Regions from separate parts of the Homo sapiens genome. Here region 1 is linked to region 2. A link is a loop called in an ENCODE intact Hi-C map of the cell type or tissue named here. Cell type or tissue: GM12878. All regions are shown on one strand. Region 1 overlaps SH3KBP1 (SH3 domain containing kinase binding protein 1). Region 2 overlaps SH3KBP1 (SH3 domain containing kinase binding protein 1).

What was found. Hi-C counts contacts between places; a loop is a spot of excess contacts. Peaks named below come from ENCODE experiments on the same cell type or tissue, not always from the same donor. Only the 100,000 strongest peaks of a DNase experiment are listed, where the experiment ranks them.
Region 1: it touches region 2 in a loop (2.0-fold over the local background); 5 of 110 quality-filtered maps call a loop at or near these places.

Annotation. Positions count from the first base shown.
Region 1 is chrX:19,788,711-19,796,710 of GRCh38, reverse strand. All of the region lies in intron 2 of SH3KBP1 (SH3 domain containing kinase binding protein 1), which reads left to right. Among named protein-coding and RNA genes, the nearest start is that of SH3KBP1, 95 kb to the left of the region's middle. In GM12878, no CTCF peak of the experiment used is centred here; no DNase peak of the experiment used is centred here; H3K4me3 peaks cover 302 bases; H3K27ac peaks cover 4,374 bases.
Region 2 is chrX:19,858,766-19,866,765 of GRCh38, reverse strand. All of the region lies in intron 1 of SH3KBP1 (SH3 domain containing kinase binding protein 1), which reads left to right. Among named protein-coding and RNA genes, the nearest start is that of SH3KBP1, 25 kb to the left of the region's middle. RefSeq lists enhancers at 2,640-2,689, 3,060-3,359, 3,604-4,210. In GM12878, no CTCF peak of the experiment used is centred here; DNase peaks (open chromatin) are centred at 1,742 and 3,195; H3K4me3 peaks cover 2,137 bases; H3K27ac peaks cover 6,267 bases.

The DNA.
Region 1 (8,000 bases), 70 kb after region 2:
TACTGAGACCTTCTTCCCTTTCTGCCTTTCTCCACCTCCTGCCAAGAATAATGTGAAAAACCCCATTATCTTGGAAAGTGGTTTTCCCTCTGGTTGGAATACAAAGCCAGATGACTTACCACCAAATGTGCTGGGATAATAGCTTTCCCCTGCCCTGATGCTCTCAGATGTTAGTGAGGTCTCGACCTTGGCACTTCCTTTCTTTGTATATTTCCTTGAAACTTCCTTCCTACAGGTAAAGAAGCTAGCCCAAGGCACCACCTAAATGGCAGTGGGGGTAGGGACCATGTCTAAGTAGCACTCTGTGGCAGACTGTTTGCCAGCTCACTGACACCTTACACCAATTCCAGGGAGTTGACAGTTTTTACCACCATTTTAGAGATAGCAAAATGGAGGCTCACTGAGGTTAGGTGACTTGTTCCTAAGCACATAGGTTGCAACCAGCCAAGATCAGAAACCAGGCTTGTCTGACTCCCAAATTCATCTTTTATTTGTTGATGTACTCAGTGTCTCCCAGGGCTATATCAACCAAGTTCTGCAGTTAAAAAAACATCTGGCAACCTGGTCTACGGTACACATCCCATGTAACTGAGGTAAGTTTCCTGAAACAGTAGCTGCCTTCACTGTGTGTGATGCCCTCTTGTATTCTCCATTCCATTCAACAGATGCTTGTCAGGACCTTCTAAACTGATTACGTGGCCCACCGATTGGTGGCAGTCCATTTGAAAACAGTTTGAGGGACATTAGTGTAGGTGAGGTGTAAACTATGCTTAGTTTATATAGAGGTTTACATGGTGTAAGCTATTAAAAAGAATTTTTATGGCAATATAATAGACATACATAAAATGCGCATGAGGGTACGGCTGTTGAATTTTTACAAACTAAACACATCTGCATAATTAGCACGAGATCAAAACACACACCATTGATTTAAGCTTCTTTGAATCAAGACAGAGGCATGAAGTACAACAGAAACTGATAGCCCCTCAGTTTGTTGTGAATTACGCACAAACAGCTTACTCCATAGGCAGACTCTTTTTGGAGGTCCGTAGCTTGCCTTTCCAGTGATGGGGTCTGGCTGGTATTTGTTTGAGATCTAAGAATTGCCGAAGGAGTGGAATATGGCCTCTGTAATGGCCTCAGAAATTAGCACAAAAGGAGGGCTGACTGAGAATGTGCCTCGTAAAATGTGAACATGGAGGAGGAGGAGGAGGAAAGGGCAAGGCCCCGTAGTTGAGTACAGAAACATTAGGGTGTGAGAATTTGTGGTCATAGTAATTGAGACCAATTTTACTGAAATGGAGGGCGGCAAAAGGAGGAAGGAAAAGGAATTTGTGATTACAGCACCAAGCCCCTAGAGGTTAAAGAACGTCTCTGTAAAATAAGGAATATCTACCTCTCATGGTGAGTGTTGACTTTTAGAGAAAATTGTTCTAGTATACTGAACTAAAATGCTTAATTCTTGGCAAAAGATACAGATGCATCTCCATGCAAAAGCAAGCTAAAGCAACTTTGCTTTCATAATGTATGGGTTCTGTAAAGCTGTCTTGGTGGACATGCCATATGTAATTCATCATAATGGGGTGTGCATAGAAATGAAAGGGAGCGAATATCGTAACATGCCTTGAAGCATTGAGTGCTAAGTTACAAAGGGCATTAATTAATACAACTTAATGGGATTCATTTATAGCTCACTTTTAGTCAAACTGAAATAGCTTTCCTGAATCAGGGACTTTGGGATAATAATAAATCCTTTTGTCTTTGTTGATCAGATAAGCTCTTATTCACTGACTTCCTGTTACTTTCTTGGCACCCAGAGTCATGCCTGGGCACTAAGGATTTGCTGAATGAATGGAAGGAGTAAGGACAAAAAAAATCGTAGCTAGCATTTAATGAGTGTGTACTGTGTGCTTTGCCTCTTTTATCTGATTTAGTCATCACTACAAGGCTGTGAGGCAGGCACTGTTATCATTTTCTTCTTTATTTTATTTTATTTTATTTATTTTTTGAGATAGAGTCTTGCTCTGTCGCCCAGGCTGGAGTGCAGTGGCGCTATCTCGGCTCACTGCAAGCTCTGCCTCCCGAGTTCATGCCATTCTCCTGCCTCAGCCTCCCGAGATGCTGGGACTCCAGGCGCCTGCCACCAAGCCCAGCTAATTCTTTGTATTTTTAGTAGAGACGGGGTTTCACCATGTTAGCCAGGATGGTCTCGATCTCCTGACCTCGTGATCCGCCCGCCTCAGCCTCCCAAAGTGCTGGGATTACAGGCGTGAGCCACCATGTCCGGCCTATTTATTTATCTATTTATTGAGACGGGATCTCACTCTCACCCAGGCTGGAGTGCAATGGTGCAATCACAGCTCACTGCAGCCTCGACCTCCTGGGCTCAAGTGAGCCTCCCACCTCTCAGCCTCCTGAGTAGCTGGGACTATAGTTGCACACCACCATGCCTGGCTGATTTTTTTTTTTTTTTTTTTTTTGTAGAGACAGGGTTTCACCATGTTGCCCAGGCTGGTCTTGAACTCCTGGGCTCAGTGATCTGCCTGCCTGGGCCTCCCAAAGTGTTGGGATTATAGGTGTGAGCCACCATGCCCAGCATTATCCCTTCTTTTAGAGCCACCTTATTTCCTCTACTTGCCTGGGGACCGTTCTGGTGTATGCCTGTTGTCCTCGCATTAACATTGACATCACCTGCTTTCATTCTCAGATGTCCTGGTCAGATGATAAACCATTTCACTCTGAAATGTTCTGGTTTGGATAGACAGATGAGGAAACTGAGACACAGAGAAGCCACATCACTTTCCATGGTCACCAAGCTAGTAAGATGTAAAGGTGGGATTCTTTCCTGGGAGTCTGATTCCAGGTCATGTTGTCTGATCACTAAGTTCTGGTGCTTCACAGTTTAAGCCAAGGGAGAGATAATATAGGAAAACCACTCTTTATGTTTTTCAGCTTCAGTATTTAGTAAAAATCACTGCCAAGTTAGCATCTGAAGTAGGTTAATGTGACTCAGGGCAGTGGGAATGTGCTAGGTAAAGACTCATTGAAACCCTAAGTGTGTGTTCATTAGTAAACTTGGCCAACTACTACCCTAGAATGATAATAGCATTCACATGTGCATGGTGCTTTATAGTTTACAAAACCTCTTCTCCCATATTATTGTGTTGAAGCTTCTTGTGCACTCAGAGGTGGGAGGTGGATGGCCAGTGGTGGGATTTCCAGTTTATAGAGGAGGATGGGGTAATCAGCAGGATAGTACAGTTGCCTGCCTGAGGCTTCACGGCTAGAAAAGAGGCAGATCCAGGATTCAACCCAGGTATTCCGCCTCAGCGATCAGTGCATTCCCACTTTAGCACGGGTGCCTCTTAGCCAGATATATATATATATATATATATATTTTTTTTTCCTTGAGACAATGTCTTGCTTGCTCTGTCACCTAGGCCAGAGTGCAGTGGTGTGATCACAACTCACTGTAGCCTCAACCTCCCAGGCTCAAACAATCCTCCCACCTCAGCCTCCCAAATAGCTGGGATTACAGGTGTGCAACCACCATGCCTGACTAATTTTAAAATTTTTTTAAGAGATGGGGTCCCACTATATTGCTCAGGCTGGTCTGGAATTCCTGGGCTAAAGTAATCCTCCCACCTCGGCCTCCCAAAGTGCTGAGATTACAGGTGTGAGCCACCCATGCCTGGCCCAGATGCTCTTATATAGCCATTTGAGGGTGCTGTTTATGAAGGGTTAGGGAGTCACTTGAAGACTCATTTACCCAGAGTTTCTTAGCCTTGGCACTGTTGATATTTTGAGCCAGTTAAGCCTGTTGTGGGGGCTGTCCTGTGTGTTGTAGGATGTTTAGGAGCATCTCTGGGGTCTACTCGCTAGATGCCAATAGCACAATCGCCCGTCCCGCCCCTGCCCCCACCCCCCGCCCCCGCCAGATCCCTCCAAGTCGTGACAACAAAGGAAAGCGTCTCCAGACATTACCAAATGTCCCTTGCTGGGGCACAATTGCCTCTGGTTAGGAACCACTGGCCTAACATAATAGCCACATTTAAAAGAGGGAAAGACGACCTTGAAAATGTTAGACCTGTCTTCTTCCCCTTTCTCTAGTTTCTAAAGCATCAGAAAAACTGTTGAAAGACCTGCAAAGGGGCAAAATAGAGAACAAGCAACATGTTTCATGTTGAATTCTCTTCCGTGGAAGAGCATTGTGTCTGCCAAAGGATAAGATAGCCAACATTTTTTTAAGTTAAAAATCACACAGTTAAAAATGTTTTGATAGAAAAGTTAGAATAGAGATCAGCCAAAATATACATATGCAGAATCTCCTGTAATCCTACTGCCGAGATAACCATGGTTCATATTTTGGTCTATTTCCTTCTAACCTTTTCCAGCATGCGTATACAAGTATATATTAAAAAAATAATTTTCCAAATAGAGCCATACCAAAAGCTGTTATAAACAGCTTTTTAATTTAAATGTGCCACAAATACCTTTCCATATCTATGATACAGAGTTACTAAGGTTTGTAGTATTTTGTTGTATGGCTAGCATATAGTTTATTCACTTAGTCTCCTGTTGTGTACGTTTGGTTTGCTTCTAATTTTGTTTTTGCTGTTAACATGCAAAACCGTGGTGAGTATCCATGTGCATACTTACACCCTTTCCAGCTTATTTTTTTTCCTTCTAGAAGTTACCATCACTGTAATTTTTAGTATCCATTGAGTAAGATATTGAATTCATAGTGTTCTGGATTGTATTTTAATTATGTCACATACCTTTACCCCTCAAAATTACGGAAATGTATTGATTAAAAATGTGTTTATGTGCTAGACTTGCAGAATGGGGTGTGGAAAGTTCTTTGGTTTTCTGATTGAACGATGACTAATAAGAAACCATTTGGGTTTCGTGCCTTGTTCATGAAGCCCAGTCTTAACTGTGTCAGGCTACTTCCTGAGTAGGAATCAGCCCAGTGAAGGTTGCTTAACCGTCCTTTAAGATTCTGTTCACTACTGAAAGAAATTCAAGGCTATATGCTCGTGAATTCTCATTGCTCATGGATTTTTCTTCTATGTGTTTTAAATTATAAACTCACGGAAAAGACATTCAGATGGTAGAGAAGAGCATAAAGTTTCCTACTTTACTCCCCTCCCTCTTGGTTTTTTTTTTTTTTTCATTCTCTAGGATTTTTGTATGCTTGTACAAATATTGAAATACAAAAAAATTTAAAACCCACAAATTGGGCAACAGAATGCAATGTGTGAGCCAAGTAGCTTTTTTCTACTTAATGCATCTTTCTATATCAGCACCTTATTCTGTTTAATTGGTGCCCTATTTGGGGTTGTTTTCAGCTTCTCCTGCAACAAGTCACCTTCTATTATGAGTCTATCCATAGGATACATGCTTAGCAGTGGAGTTGTTGGGTTAAGAGTTTATGTCCTTATGGTTTTGATAGATATTGCTAAATTGCCCTTCTACCAGCAATATATAGCTTGACTTGTTTCTATCAGGCATTTTTTTCATGCCTGGCATAAATTATTGATTAATAAGCTGGGAACACAAAGGTAGAATCTCATCTATAGGAAGGAGCATAGTTGGTTAGGAGACCATGTCTTCCCTAATGACCATTATGAGTATTGGTTTTCAGCCTTGAGCATACTCAGGGGGATGTGTATTTACTGGTTTCCTCCTGGGGTTGGCCTGAAACTGGCTTTTACTTTTTTCAACCACAGAGTTAGAATATGCATATAAAGTTGGGAGACAATACCCAGATAGACAACTTTCTGGGAGTATTCGATGACATGCCTCAATTAGAATTGAGGTGGTTAGAAATGGACCCTTATTACTAAAGAGGTTGTGACATGTAAATATCAGTGGGTCTCTGAAATAGAAGCATAGGTCATTTGGCATTTGGTACACTGTATCAAATGGAACATAATATAATAAATGTAAATGTAACATGTTATAATCATGTTACAGTCATTACTACCCCTCTTATCTCTTCCATGACGTCTTTTCTGATGTTTCTTCATTCCCCATCTTCTCCCACTCCAAGATGACTTTTTTTCACACTGTCCTTAAAAAAAATATAGCTGGTACTGCATTTAGGGCTTTAAATTGTTTTATTATCTTGGATCAGATATGTATCCCTAATCAAATTTTAACCAACACTTGGTTTCTGGTCCTCTTCACTCTGGCTGGGTGTTTGGAACGTAAGTATTTTGATTGGTTGTCCACTCTAGAATTCTTCTGATTTCATGGGGTCCCTGTGCTTGGTAAAGGAGGGCTCTCTCCTGGACATCTCCCCCTTGTAGGCCCCCAGAACGGTGCTCATAAAGGACTCTGTCATCTCAGTCTTCAGAGCACTGCTTTCCTGCCTAGGGAAGGGCACAGCAGGGTGCCATCTTTTATATGATTTGGTATCTGAAGGAGCAGAGGATGGTAGATGTTTGAAGATGATTCTGTGAACCCTGGTGGGTACGGCAGCTGCCAGAGCCCAGGTAACCATGTGAAGGGCTCATATTTTCTGAAAAGTCAGGGCTTTCTGATGGGCACTTTTTAGGGTATTCTTGGCCAGGATTTTTTTTTTTTTTTTTGAGTCGGCCTGAAGTGTCCTGGAAGGTGGAAGCTAAAATCCATGTAGGTTTGGCCTCAGGCTGGGCCTCTTAGAGGAGGTGGGGCAGCTTTCATTTCCTTTCTCCTTGAGCCCCGAGGGCTGACACTGTGCCCTGGGGACTCTCCCTGGCCTTTCCCAGGGGATGACCTCGAGAGAGTCTTAAAAAGGGAACAAACCAAAAAGCTGTTATTTATTTTTCTTATTGTTCAGATAATATATTTTCCTTTATAGCAAATGAAGAGGGCTTTTAGGGGGCAGGCAGTGTGATCTGAGGAAAATGGCCTCTGGGGTCAAATAGTTCTGGGTTGGAATGTGGGCTCTGTGGCTTTTTCCCTAAGGGGCTATTATGGGCCAAATTTTGTCCCTAACCCCCCTGTACCTCATAATGTGACTGTCTTTGGAGATAGGTCCTTTAAAGAGGTGATTAAGTTAAAATGAGGCCATTAGGGTAGGCCTTAATCCAATCTGACTGGTGTCCTCATAAGAAGAGGAGATTAGGGCTCACCGAGAGATACCAGGGACGCAGACGCACAGAGGAAAGACCATGTGAGGACACAGCAAGCAGGTGGCTATCTGCAAGCCAAGGAGAGGGGCCCCAGGAGAAACCCAATGTACCTTGATTCCAGCCTTCAGAGCTGTGAGGTAATGAATTTCTATTATTTAAGCCCCCCTAGTCTGTGGTATTTTGTTATGGCAACCTAGGCTGACTAAGATGGGGGCTTTTAGCAAGTCAGGTCCCCTGATTTTGCTTTCCTAAAGAGGGACCACAACACCCTGAGTTGACAAGAAGAGTGGACACAGTGCCTGGCTTCTAGGAGGTACTTTCAAATGGCAGTGGTGGTGGTCACCATAATCATTTAATAATATGATAATAGAAATCACCACCCCCTTCCCTCACCCAAGTTTTCTGACCCCGTCTGGTTTGAGGTTTTTCTTTTTCTTTCTTTATTTTTATTTTTATATATTTTTTTGAGATGGAGCCTTGCTGTATCACCCAGGCTAGAGTGCAGTGGCGCAATCTCAGCTCACCACAACCTCTGCCTCTCAGGTTCAAGCAATTCTCCTGCCTCAGCCTCCTGAGTAGCTGGGACTACAGGCATGCGCCACCATGCCCGGCTAATTTTTGTACTTTCAGTAGAGACCTGATTTTGCCATGTTGGCCAGGATGGCCTCAAACTCCTGACCTCGTGATCCGCCCGCCTAGGCCTCCCAAAGTGCTGGGATTACAGGCGTGAGCCACCGTGCCTGGCCTCTTTTTATTTTTTTATTTTTTTAACTTTCCTTTTAAGTCCTTTTCAAAGAGGGTTGCAAAGAACTCATGTGATCAGAGATTGGTACTTTATAGGTTGAGTGAAGTATTTTCTTTTGAGTAACCCTTTTCATC
Region 2 (8,000 bases):
ATGAGAATCTTCCTGTGGCCTTTGATTAGCCGTTAACAGAAATTTCTTTTTTTTCTTTTCTTTTTTTTTTTTTAAAGAGACAGGGTCTCGCTCTGTTGCGCAGGCTAGAGTGCAGTGGTGTGATCATGGCTCATTGTACCCTCAAACTCCTGGGCTCAAGCGATCTTCCTGCCTCAGCCTCCCGAGTAGCTGGGACCACAGGTGTGCACCACCATACCTGCCTAATATTTTAATTTTTTTGTAGGGATGGAGGTCTCGTTATGTTGCCCAGGCTGGTCTCAAACTCCTGGCATCTCGGCCTCCCAAAGTGCTGCAATTACAGGCATGAGCCACCGCATCCAGCCCTCAGAAGTTTCTTTTGCATTGAACTTGCCAAGAAAAGACCCATTTATATGATCAGCCCCTTGTAAAGCGCGTGCCCTGTCTTCAGGGTAGCTGAGGGGCTAGCTTGTTTTACTGTCCCCTCCAAAGTTTCCCTGCCATGGTTCTACCATAGAAGAAATCTTCTCCTTTATCTTCCTTAGTTGTGGTCAGCTTTCAGGCTTGCCACACTTCCTCCTGGGTGAGTAAAGAGGCACATTTGGGTGCCCTGGGTTGGGCACAGTAGATTTGAGGTAAGGGAGCCAGAGTGCTCATTTCTGCAGCAGGGCTCTCATCCTGCATTTTAGGGAAGTGTCTCTGGCCCCCTGCAATGCGGGATGTTTTTCTTCTTTTTTCCTCTTGCTTTATGTTAGCTTGAACCAGTCCCTGGTGTTTTGCTTCAGGATTCTTTTCTTCCTCCCTAGGGAGTAATTGCTTAGAAAATGCCCTCCTGTCAAAAACACAAAGTCTTCAATGTCATAAATTGGTAGTGGAAACTCCTCCGTCATCTGGCTTAATATTTGAACTGTTGCTAATGGCTAAGAGATTGCAGCATGAAGGTGGGTCCCTTTGGAAGCCTGTTGGGTCAACTGGGGTGTTGGCTGTCTCCTTTGGTCAGTGTGTGTACAGTCATTTGGGGACCAGCCCATTCATCGCAGGCACTTCAATCTTTTAATGCTCTCACTCTTTGAAGAATTATAGGAGCCATATGCTGCTTCCCAGGTAACCGAGACTTGCTAAAAATAGAGCTTAAATGGCCCCACTGTTCTGGCATTGGAAATCGTTGCTTTTTATTTTTAGGCCAGCTTGTGTGATCCGTAGCTACTTTCAAGCTTGGGCAATAAGAATCACTGAGCAAGACCTTTGTCAGTTGAACACTGTTAAGGTTTGAACCTCCACTCCCAGCTAGTTGGAAGGAGAATCCAAATCTATTGAAATAGGGAGTGCTGACCTTCACATGGCTCCCCTCCTCCACCTCCACCCTCTATTAAGCAGGATTCTGTTTCACTGTGGGTTTAGGGTACTTACCACAAGAAAAATACGTTGCAAAGAATGAATTCTGGCTGTGAGTTTATGGCACCAGCCAAACAACCAGAAGAACAGACTGGCATAAAACAGCTTTGAGGCCATTAAAGAACACCACCAAGGCCGAGACCCATGCACTGTGGGTTTTGGGTGGTCTGAAATGGAAATTGTCATCACCATACTTAGGTGCAGATTAATGCATTAAATGATAAATAAGAATAGGCCTAACTTCCATTGCTCATTTCATAAGTAATAGTCTCATTTTACTATCCCCATTCTTGCCCACCTTCAGTTACAGAAATAACTCTGAGTGGGTTTGCTTTTTAAAGATCTGTGTCAAGCAGATATCTCACAAAAATGGCACAGGCAAAGTGTTCTATTTAGAAGTTGCCCTGTGACACAAAACCACAGTGTGTTTTCAGTCCTTGGGCACTGGTTTCTTTGGACATAAGTGCTAGGGGCATGGTGCCGGCCTTCCGGGGGAAGTGACTTGAAAGTGCTGTGGGCTCCGCATAGAGAGTTTTACTTCATTAACAGTCGCTTATCCGTCAGGTCCAAAAGACGCAGCGGTGGTACTGGTAACCAGGTATATTCGTTTCCTATTGTTGCCCTAACAAATTACCATAAAATGAGTGGCTTAAAACAACACAGATTTTACTGTCTTACAGTTCTGTGGTCAGAAGTTTGATGTGGGTCTCACTGGGCTAAAATCAAAGTGCTGACTGGGCTGCATTCCTTTTTGGAAACTCTAAGGAAAATCCCGTTCCCTTCCATTTCCCATCTTCTAGAGGCAGCCCGTATTCCTTGGCTCATGACCCCTTCCTCCATCTTCAAAGCCACCAACAGTGACCCAGGTCCTTTTCAGGTTGTGTCACTTGATCTTCTCTCCTGTGCCCCCGCTCTCTTTTTAAGAACCCTTGTGGGTACATTGGGTCCACCTGGATAATCCAGGCGACTCTTCCTTTTGTAAGGCCAGCTGATGAGCAACCTTAATTCCATCTGCAACTTTCATTCCCTTTTGCTTGGGATTGGGATGTGGAAATCTTTGCAGGGGGTGGGGGGGTGTTGTTCTGCCAATCCACACCAGGGACTTTGTTTTCCTAAATCTCCATGTCGGGTAGGGCCAAAGGGGCAATCATTTTGGTGGCAGCCTACGTGGAAGATGGCTTCTATATTTGCAGAGTTTCAGGAAGTTGAGAGGGTTTCTCTTAGACCACTAGACTGTGAAGTTTGTCAGATACCTTGTTTCTCTGTAGGGTGGTCCTGGAGTTTTGATGATCCCAGCTGAGACTCTTACCAGGGGCTGCTAGAGCCTGGGGATGGATGGCTGTGAAGGGGAGCAGGGAGTTAGGATGACTGGTAGCAGCTGGGCTGGCCAGCGAGCGAGGAATGAGGAAGCAGGGGGATGAGGACAGGAAATGATAGACGAGTCTGCCCCTTGGGAGAGAGAAAATAGAAGATGGGGTTGATTACATCTGGCCCCAAAGAAAATAAAAGCATGGGCTTTTTTGTTTGTAGGCTTTGTGATTGATTCTACTGTTGAGTCAACTTAGACGCTGGGCTAAACAAATTTATTTGCTTACTTTTTGGACATCCAGTGCACTCTTGCCACTAAAAGCCTCAGGGGTTCATTGTGGCCACTTGGTGTCCCGAGGGAGGTTGGGGGGTGTTGGGTGTCACTGTCCAAACAACTCTCTCTGGAGAGAGCAGCAGCCCAGCTGGGGACCCCGTCCCAGGAGGGCTCTGCTCTGGAGAATGTAAACCGGTCTGGTACAGGCTCACAGAGCCTTAAATGTGTTCTCAAGAATTCTAACAAATAATCTGTTGTGAACTTAAACTGGTTTGGACTTTGAAGAACTGACAAGTTCTTTTGAGAAATAGTACGTGGGAGCTTTGTGCATCCTTTCCCACGGTCCCATGACTGGGAGGTATGTTACAGTGAAAGCAAGTCTCAGACACGTTTTGGCCACTCATTCAGACACTTGTTAGTAAGCAGGCATGAAGAGAGCCCTGCTTTAGCTGGGCGTGGTGGCACATACCTATAGTCCCTGTTACTTGGGAGGCTGAGGTGGAAGGATTACTTGAGCTCAGGAGTTCAAGGCTGTAGTGAGCTATGATCCTGTCACTGTACTCCAGCCTGGGCAACAGAGCAAGACCCTGTCTCTTTAAAAAAAAAAGAGAGCACACTGCAGTCTGTTTTGTAAGCTCAGCAAAGCTTGAGCCCTCTGGCCGGGCCCCTTTTGGGAAAGAGACATTCAAGGCAGATGCCACTGTATTCCAGTGCCGGGATTCAGCTAACCCCCAGGGAGGGGACAGGGTCCTCCTTTAGTGGTTGACAATGGCCCCTGACAGTCCTGGGCCTCTTCTCTGAAGGGGGCAGACTGCTGTTATTTCTAGATTCTTTTGTGCGGTTCTTCTGAGGATGGAGATGGTGGCACAATATTTTCACCCAATTCCTAGAGCAGAGGGCCACTGCTTGTTTTCATCATGCTAATTAACCAACTCTGGTGCAAATGGACTCTGATTAGTCTTTCAAATGCTGATCCACCATCCCTGGAGTGCTTGTTTTTCATTTGGATACTTCAATTGTGAGCTGACCTCTTTTAGGATAAGGATCAAAGCCAAGTAATACAGAGCTATATGAGGAGACTTCAACAAGTTCATGGAAAATGGGTATTATGAAAAAACTATTCATGGATTTAAATTTTTTTTTTTTTGCACCAAAATAAACTCACACTAACTTGGCTGTAACATGTCTGAATAGTATCTAGTTTGAGGCACTAAGAAAGATAAGACACCAGTTTGGAAAGAGCCCCTATCAGAGCAACATGAATTCTGCTAAAATTGAAGCAAGAACAAACACCAAACTTATAGTGAAGCTTGAGTGGAAGAATGGTGAAATAACTGATGCTTTACACAAAATTTATGGGGACAATATTCCAAAGAAATTAGCAGTTTACAAATAGATAGCTCATTTTAAGAAAGGACAAAACAATGTTGAAGATAAGGTCTGCAGCGGCAGACTATCCATATCAATTTTCGAGGAAAAAATTTATCTTGTTTATGCCCTAATAGAAGAGGACTGACAATTAACAACAGAAACAATAGCCAACACCACAGACATCTCAATTGGTTCAGCTCACACAATTCTGACTGAAAAATTAAAACCGAGCAAATTCAATGGGTGGCAAAACCATTGCTCCCAGATCAGGTGCAAACAAGAGCGGAGCTTCCAGTGGAAATTCTAAACAGGTGAGATCAAGATCATGAAGAATTTATTGGAAGAACTGTAACAGGAGATGAAACACGGCTTTCCCAGTGCCATCCTGAAGACAAAGCACAATCAGAGCAGTGGCTACCAAGAGGCGGAAGTGGTCCAGTCAAAGCAAAAGCGGTCAAGAGCAAAGGTCAGGGCAACAGTTTTTGGGGATGCTCCAGGCATGTTGCTTGTTGACTTCTTGGAGGGCCAAAGAACAATAAAATCTGTTTATTATGACAGTGTTTTGAGAAAGTCAGAGCATGAGCAGAAGAACATCCAGGAACAGTTCACCAGAGAGTTCTTCACCATGACAATGCTCCTGCTCATTCTCATTCCTCGTATCAAACAAGGGCAATCTTGTGAGAATTTTGAGGGGAAATCATTAGGCATCCACTTCACAGTCTGTATTTGGCTCTGACTCCTTTTTTGTCCTAATCTTTAAAAAAAATCTGTAAAGATCACCTATTTTCCTTCAGTTAATAATGTGAAAAAGACTGCATTGACATGGTTAAATTCCCAAGACCCTCAGTTCTTTAGGGATGAACTAAGTGGCTGGTGTCATCACTTGCAAAAGTGCCTTAACCTTGATGGAGATTATGTTGAGAAATAAAATTTATAATTTTATCTTTTAATTCTATTTTCCATGAACTTTTTGAAGTCCTCATATAGTACACTGTTTCTTTTTTAGTGTGGATTGCTATTTTTTTTATTATTTATTTTTATTTATTTTTTATTTATTTTTTTGAGACAGAGTCTTGCTCTGTCGCCCAGGCTGGAGTGCAGTGGCGGGATCTCGGCTCACTGCAAGTTCTGCCTCCTGGGTTCATGCCATTCTTCTGCCTCAGCCTCCCGAGTAGCTGGGACTACAGGTGCCTGCCACCACGCCTGGCTAATTTTTTGTATTTTTTAGTAGAGACGGGGTTTCACCGTGTTAACCAGGATGGTCTCGATCTCCTGACCTCGTGATCTACCCGCCTTGGCCTCTCAAAGTGCTGGGATTACAGGCGTGAGCCACCGCGCCTGGCCTGCTGTTTTTATTTTTAACTTTTTATTTTGAACAAACTTTAGACTTATGGAAAAGATGCAAAAATGGTATAGTTTCCATATATCCCTTTCCCAGCGTCCCATAATGTTAACATATTATATAATCATAGTACTATTATTAGAATCAGGAAATCAACATTGCTATCATACTATATATCTAAATGCTATATGCTAAATACTATACTATGCTATACTATATCTAATACTGTACTATAGATCTTGCTTAATTTCATCAGGGTTTCCACTAAGGTCCTTTTTTTGTGGTTGTTCTAGGTTCCTCTTCAGAATCCGTGTTGCATTTAGTTATTTCTCCTAGTCTCCTGCAGTCTGTAACAGTTCCCCAGTCTTTCTTGATTTTCATGACCTTGATGCTTTTGAAGAGTTATTTTGTTGAGTATCCCTCAAATTGGATTGGACTGGGGTTATGCCTTTTAAAAATCATGGTAAAATATACATAACATAAAATGTACGATTTTAACCGTTTTAAGTGTACAATTCAGTGGCATCACGTACATTCTCAAGGTTGTGTAACCATTATCTGTTTCCAGAACTTTTTCATCATCTTAAACAGAAACTCTGTACCCATGAAGCAGTTACTTTTCATTCCCCCTCCCCCCAGTCCCTGGTAATCACACTTGTACTTTCTGTCTCTATGATTTTGCTGTTATGGGTACCTCATATAAGTAGAATTATACAATATTTATCCTTTTGTGTCTGGCTTCTTTGACTTAGCTTTTGAGGCTCATCCATGTTGTAGCATGTATCAGTACTTCTTTTTTTTTTTTTTTTTTTTTTTAGAGGTGGGATCTCACTGTGTTGCCTAGGCTGGAGTGCAGTCACTGTTCACAGGTGGGATCATAGTGCATTACAGTCTTGAACTCCTGGGCTCAAGTGATCCTCCTGCCCCAGCTTCCCGAGTTGCCGGGGCTACAGGTGTGTGCCACTGTGCCTGGCCTGTTCCTTTTTAAGGCTGGGAATAATATTCCATAGTATGGATAGAGTACATTTTGTTTAGCCATTCATCTCTTGGACACTTGGGTTGTTTCTACCTTTTGGCTAGTGTCATTTATGCTGCCATGAAAATGGATGTATGAATACTTGGTTCACATTTTAAAAGGAACTTGGAGAAACTGGAGAAGAGACAGTTTGGAGCAGGCAGAAAAAGGCACTATTTTGTGTTTCCCATCCCTGACTGAGGCTTTCACAGAAGCAAGGGAGATTGAGATGCAGTGGGGCAGGGAGATGGCAAGTGGACTCAGAGACAGGTGCCAGATGGTTGAGAGGCCAGGAGGGGACAGGGAGCCCAACCTATTATACTTGTCCAAAGGTGCTGCCACTAGGGGAATGCCCAGAAGGTGCAAACAAGCCCACTGGACAGGGTCAAAGGCCTAGGAACCAGTAGGAGAATGGGTTAAGACCACGATTTGCTGCAGAAAGCACAGTTTGCTCCACACCACCCAGAGCCAGGCAGGATGGTATAGGCATGGGTTGGGTTGAAAATTAAGTCCACTTAATATTTCTTCTTGATGTTTTTCAAATTTGGGGGACTATCTTCCAGTAAGAAATATATCTTACCTTGCAGCCTTGTAAACACACCTGTCTTTAGTTATGATTGAAATAGTAATTTCAGGCTGGGCATGGTGGCTCATGCCTGTAGTCCCAGAACTTTGGGAGGCTGAGGCGGGTGGATCACCTGAGGTCAGGAGTTCAAGACCAGTCTGGCCAACATGGTGAAACCCCGTTGCTACAAAAATACAAAAATTAGCTGGGCATGATGGCAGGTGCCTGTAATCCCAGCTACTCAGGAGGCTGAGGCAGGAGAATAGCTTGAACCCAGGAGGCAGAGGTTGCAGTGAGCCGAGATTGCACCATTGTACTCCAGCCTGGGCAACAGAGCAAGACTCTGTCTCAAAAAAAAAAAAAATAGTAATTTCACAACAAACATTTGATGTGCTCTCATATTTTCTATGCAGTTCTGTTTCATTAAAAAATGCTTCTTGTGACCTGGGTTCCTGGGTTGCCTTCATCTTGAAAACACTGTACTACACAAAGCCTCATATGCGAAGTTCTTTCTGCCAGTTACTTTTCTTTCTCTATCAAGTTTTTGTCCCTTTCCAGTTGGAAAATGTAAACCATGTAATTGATCACGTTTCTCTTTTTGTTTTGGCTATGAGGCAACACAAACCTTGGCTTGACCAAGCGATAGGTTTCTATATGGCGGTCATATACTGTACATACTGATGCCTTAACTTTTCCTAGCTCTTGACCTTCTAGCTATATTTTTCCTGATTCTAATTGGTCATATATTTTT